Linked DNA regions of Mus musculus: region 2 is linked to region 1. A link is a loop called in an ENCODE intact Hi-C map of the cell type or tissue named here. Cell type or tissue: heart. All regions are shown on one strand. Region 1 overlaps A730081D07Rik (RIKEN cDNA A730081D07 gene). Region 2 holds the start of Gcnt2 (glucosaminyl (N-acetyl) transferase 2, I-branching enzyme).

The links. Peaks named below come from ENCODE experiments on the same cell type or tissue, not always from the same donor. Only the 100,000 strongest peaks of a DNase experiment are listed, where the experiment ranks them.
Region 2: it touches region 1 in a loop (3-fold over the local background); 3 of 42 quality-filtered maps call a loop at or near these places.

What each region holds. Positions count from the first base shown.
Region 1 is chr13:40,976,496-40,978,995 of GRCm38, reverse strand. The region is part of intron 1 of A730081D07Rik (RIKEN cDNA A730081D07 gene); the gene reads left to right. Among named protein-coding and RNA genes, the nearest start is that of Pak1ip1, 23 kb to the left of the region's middle. In heart, a CTCF peak has its summit at 1,180 (motif pointing right); no DNase peak of the experiment used is centred here.
Region 2 is chr13:40,885,244-40,887,743 of GRCm38, reverse strand. Gcnt2 (glucosaminyl (N-acetyl) transferase 2, I-branching enzyme) reads right to left here and starts at 986. Exons shown (of 3, transcript NM_008105.3): 1 at 1-986. The coding sequence starts at 377. In heart, no CTCF peak of the experiment used is centred here; a DNase peak (open chromatin) is centred at 1,013; H3K4me3 peaks cover 1,461 bases; H3K27ac peaks cover 1,263 bases.

The DNA of each region.
Region 1 (2,500 bases):
GTACACTTTAATCATTTTGAAGTCACTTAGAATGCAGTGTAAATAGTCGCCACCCTGTCTGGCTCGGGGAACAATGACCAGAAGTCTGCACATGATCAATCCAGACAAAAAAAAAATTTTTTTTCTTGAATGTTTCCTGTCTGTGTAGCTGGCTGACTCTACAGTGTGGAAACTGCAGATCTAAAGCATTGTCAGGGCTGGCCTTTATTCTATTTCCCTTTTTTTTTTTTTGAGTTCTAAAGATTGTACTGATGGCCCGTGTACAATGGAAAAAGCACTTTACCACTGAGACGTATCCCAAGCCCTTTTGAAGATTTTTTAAAAAGAGTTTGGGAACAGGGTCTTATTCAGTTGACCAGTCAGTCTACTCTTGGTCTCACTGTACCAATCCTCCTGCCTCAGCCTTCCAAACACCAGGGATTACAAGCCTATGCTACTAGACCCAAGTCATTTCATATTCATAATAAGATTGCATACAAAGCCGGGCATGGTGGCACACACCTTTAATCCCAGCACTTGGGAGGCAGAGGCAGGTGGATTTCTGAGTTCGAGGCCAGCCTGGTCTACAGAGTGAGTTCCAGGACAGCCAAGACTACGCAGAGAAACCCTGTCTCGAAAAACCAAAAAAAAAAAAAAAAAAAAAAAAAAAAAAGATTGCATACAAACTACTGGTCTACATTTCTAAAGATAGATTAATTAGCTAAATTTCTAATAGGGATTAGGGAAGGTGAGGCTACATCAGAACCACCCCCACACAGCTAGAGGAACTTTCCTCATCTCTCCACTCCAGGGGTTCTGACTCTTAGAAAAGCTCCAGAATTTGCATTTACCACAAGTCCCAGAATCATGTTGAACACCATGGGACCTGTCAGAGAACAAGAAATGTCTCTGGCCGACAGTCACATAGTATGCGGTTGAATGTTTGCAAAAGATGCCCAGGTGGGCTGAGATGGAGGGACCCACCTCTCCCTGGGCAATGGGTAGGTGTCAGCATTACTCACTGTTAAGAATCTCTTTAAATTCCTACAAACGTCACAATAACTTAGATTTTCTTGTAAACATCCCTCCCAATGCTCATTTCCATATATATGGTGGGCTGGGCAGCAATGACTCTCCAATTGGCCGCTTTGTCTTTCTTCCCTGGCTTCCTCTTAACCTGCGGCCAATGCGAGAATTGCAACACTAGAGGGCGCTACCTGCAGTTGCGTCCCTTCCCCTACCTTCTGCTAACCTCACTGCTTCCAAAGGCCAAAGGACCCAAAAATTGTACACATACCACCACTTGGACCTCTTCTCCTTGCTGGCCCACAGTTTCCAGTTGGGTACAGCAAACCGAACCCAGTCAGCTGATTGACAATAGTCTTAACAAGAACCCTCCATCTCTACAAAAAGCATAGAAGGCGGTGGGTTCCGCTCTATCATCTCTTCCTTCCTGAGGTGTCTCTGGACAGCAATTGTGCAATTTTTGATCTTTCCCCATTCTGTTTCTTTTTTTGTTTGTTTGTTTTTTGTTTTTCGAGACAGGGTTTCTCTGTGTAGCCCTGACTGTCCTGGAACTCACTTTGTAGACCAGGCTGACCTCGAACTCAGAAATCTGTCTGCCTCTGCCTCCCAAGTGCTGGGATTAAAGGCGTGAGCCATCACACCCGGTTCCATTCTGTTTCTTGATAATTAGTATAAGAAAGCTAGGAAATTTCTCACAGTTTACTTTTTATTTAACCAACTTCATAAACAATCTGATTATATCTAAAGTGATTAAGTTAGCCTAGTTAGATGTACTCCTTTTGGGAAGTCACTTAAAAAGGAGAAGAAACAATTTCTTGAGTTCTAGATATGTGTTAGAGAGTGTCTAGTTGTCTCTATCCAGCTTTGAGACATAACCATTCCATCCCATTGTAGGTGGAAATTACCACCTACCAGGTCCCACTGGGGTTTAAGACCTAAGCTAGACTGGAGACCAGGCTGTCTGTGCATAGACCATTGCCCCACAAGTTTCTGGCTTCAACAAAGACTAGTCAATGGACTTTGTAGGAAAGAAAGGCATAGAAGAAGGGAAATTTTACATCTAAATCCTCTGGCTAGGGTTGCAACCGGGTAGTGTAGCTTGTGCTTGGCATATACAAGGCCATGAGTTCAACTTCAGACACCAGGATAAGAAAAGGAAATTTTCGTGTATCTCCATGTTTGCTAGTGCTAAGGACCCAAAGGAAGACCATACCAGAGCACTTCTGTGTTCAGTCACAGAATGGCAAAGCCTTCCCCATATGGCTCAGGCTCAGCATTGGCCAAGGCCTCCTCTGCTCTGAATGAAAATGTTGACAGTGTGTGCAAGTGCGGCTGTTTACCAAGGTTTGACCAGTGTGTGTAAAAACTAGTCACTGCAGCTTCCTGCTCCCAGAGGGTTACAGCTGGAGGCTACTGGCCCTCAGACGCCTACCCAGTGTAGCTGACTCTTTCTCCTGTGTTATACACAATAAACACAGAGATGCAGTCCATCCGA
Region 2 (2,500 bases), 91 kb after region 1:
ACGTGAACACAGTAGATATTTTGAGGCATGAAGATTGCCCTGAAGAGCCTTGCAAAGGTGTCAAAATTGTGATGGATGACCATGACATACGCCAAAGGAAAATCGACCTCTTCCTGAGATAAAGGGGCAGTGATATAGTGGCTTTGGGTCACATATTCTGTGCAAGAAGGCTTCTCGTGAATCATTAGTTTGTTTCTCCACAGGAACCGGCTTTTCCCGTCGATGAAAGATGAGCACACTTGAGCCAGCATCACCGAGTCTGAGATGTTCAGCTTCTGGTAGCTTTGATCTCCTCCAAAACTTAACACGTAGAGCACAATAAAAACGATGACAGTAGTCACAGACACTATGAAGAAGTAACGCACGGACGGAGGCATGCCTCAAAGAGGGTCTCCGATGTCAGAGTCCGTCAAGCTTGGCCAATCCCTTCTCGGACTTACTTTTTCCTGGGAGCTCTCGCTGTGGTACATGCTCCAGTCAGTGTGAATTGCGGCTGTTTTGTCTCCCGGAGCCCAGCAGCGAGCTCTCTCCTGGAGCAGATATTAGAATCTGATCCCGCCTCTCTCAAACCTCCTTTGTCTAAATCCTAGCAGCAGGTTGCCGAAGCCCAGCCTTTTCCTCCTCCTCTGGCCTCCCAGTTTGCATCTGCTGACTTTTACTCTCCCTGCTACCTCTTTTTCAATTGAGTTTCTCACCTCCCCTTTCGTTCCTTTCCTTCGGGGGTTTCTGCTAGCTCTTTCCTCTTGTTACAATCGGCACGGCAAACCCCAAAGTGGATGGGATGAGCCGGGCTAGGCGTGTGAAGGGTTTCCTGCCTTCCTCCACTGCCTCTCTCTTCTGCTGTGTTACCTACTCTCCCCAGTGTGCCAGGCTAACAACCCAGGGGATCTAAAAGAGCCTCGGTTCTGTTAGTGGCTGTTTCGGGAGACTCTACTCGAATGACACAATCTGAAATAAAAGCACACCTCCTCCATCCCAGCTCCATTGTAATGTTTTCTGGCCCCACCCCACCAGTTTCCAAAACATGAGCTCCCAGGAGGAGGAGTTCCGGTCCTAAGGGATCTGACCGGGCAGAGGTGGGGGGGATGGGGGGGGAGTGACTTTGACTTAAACCCCCCTCTCCTCGTACTCTGGCCTCTGCCCTGGTGTTACAGAATGTACAGGTAGTGAACTGTACGGTCTAATTTGGATGAGACCTGAAGACTTCACAGAAAAGAGTTGAATCCTGGCCGCGAAGGACGTTCAGATCTACATCTCAACCAAGAACCTTAAGGGTTTAAGCACCCAGAGACCACTCGGGAGCTCTCCTATACTCTTGACTTTATAGTCGAAACAAAACAAAACAAAACAGGGTCTCAGGCAATCCATTCTGACCTGGAACTATCCTCCAGCCCCTACCTCCCAAGAGCTGGGTTTTCAGGATCTACACACTCACAACCCAGCTTTCCACCACCTACATTTAGATGCAGTTTTAAGCAGTGTCCTTTGGACTGGGGGCTGCCTTTCCATTTTCCTTTGCTAGTTGTCTGCATTTCTCAAGTGAGAGTCTGTACCTTGTGGGTTGACTTGCAATGGGAAATGAGTTTGCATTCCAGCCTGTGAAGAAAGAGTGCCCTTCGGTGCCCAGTCTTCCTTCTGCAGTCTAGACTAGCACAGCATGCAGAGTCCTTCCAAGTAGGAACTTGAGATTCCAAGCGCCCAGACTCCAGCCCAATGGCATGCCATGTCCTGAGCTACAGTTTCATTCGTCCAGATTTTATTTACATGTTTTGTTTTTCCTGTTTATATATTATTTTTCTTTCCTCTTACTAATCCTCTTCCTGCACCTGCATCAAACAAATATTCTGAGAAACCCTCCCCTGGGCCTTTAGGTCAGTTGTGAAAGAAAATGCAGCCATTTTGTAAAGTGGTTCACTCTCCTTCAAGTTATCTTCTTTGGTGTAGGGCAAAGGACAGTTCTATCTCTGTCTTCATCTTTTTTTTTTTCAAAAATAACACTGTTAAATATTAGGTTATTACATCTGCTGTGTCTTAACAACAGAGGGTAATTTTGTCATCAGTAATTTCATTTTGGCAATGCCCTCGGCTTAGAATGAATACTGAAATAGTTGCAGCCTGACAAAGCATTCGGTACACAGATACATAACTTAATTATGGTAACTGAATCTGTTTACATTACCCTTTCCAACTGGCCAATAGCACGGAGGTTCAGATTTGTGCAGACTCGGGAGGGGAGGTGGAGAAACACTAATGACATTACTTTATTACGATATACAGATACTGCCCAAAATAAGAATTTTCAGAATGCTTCTGAATTCAATCCAGAACTGCCAATGATGCTGTTCACAGGTTCAAAAATGTAGCTATTGTTTCTCTTTTGCCTGCCCTTGGACCAATTTCCCCAACTCCCAGTTCCAAGATTACAAATCCCTCTAGGAGAATGTTTTGCAAAACCAGCTATCATATTTGAAGATGCCTGTTACCTGGTACTTCTGGTCAG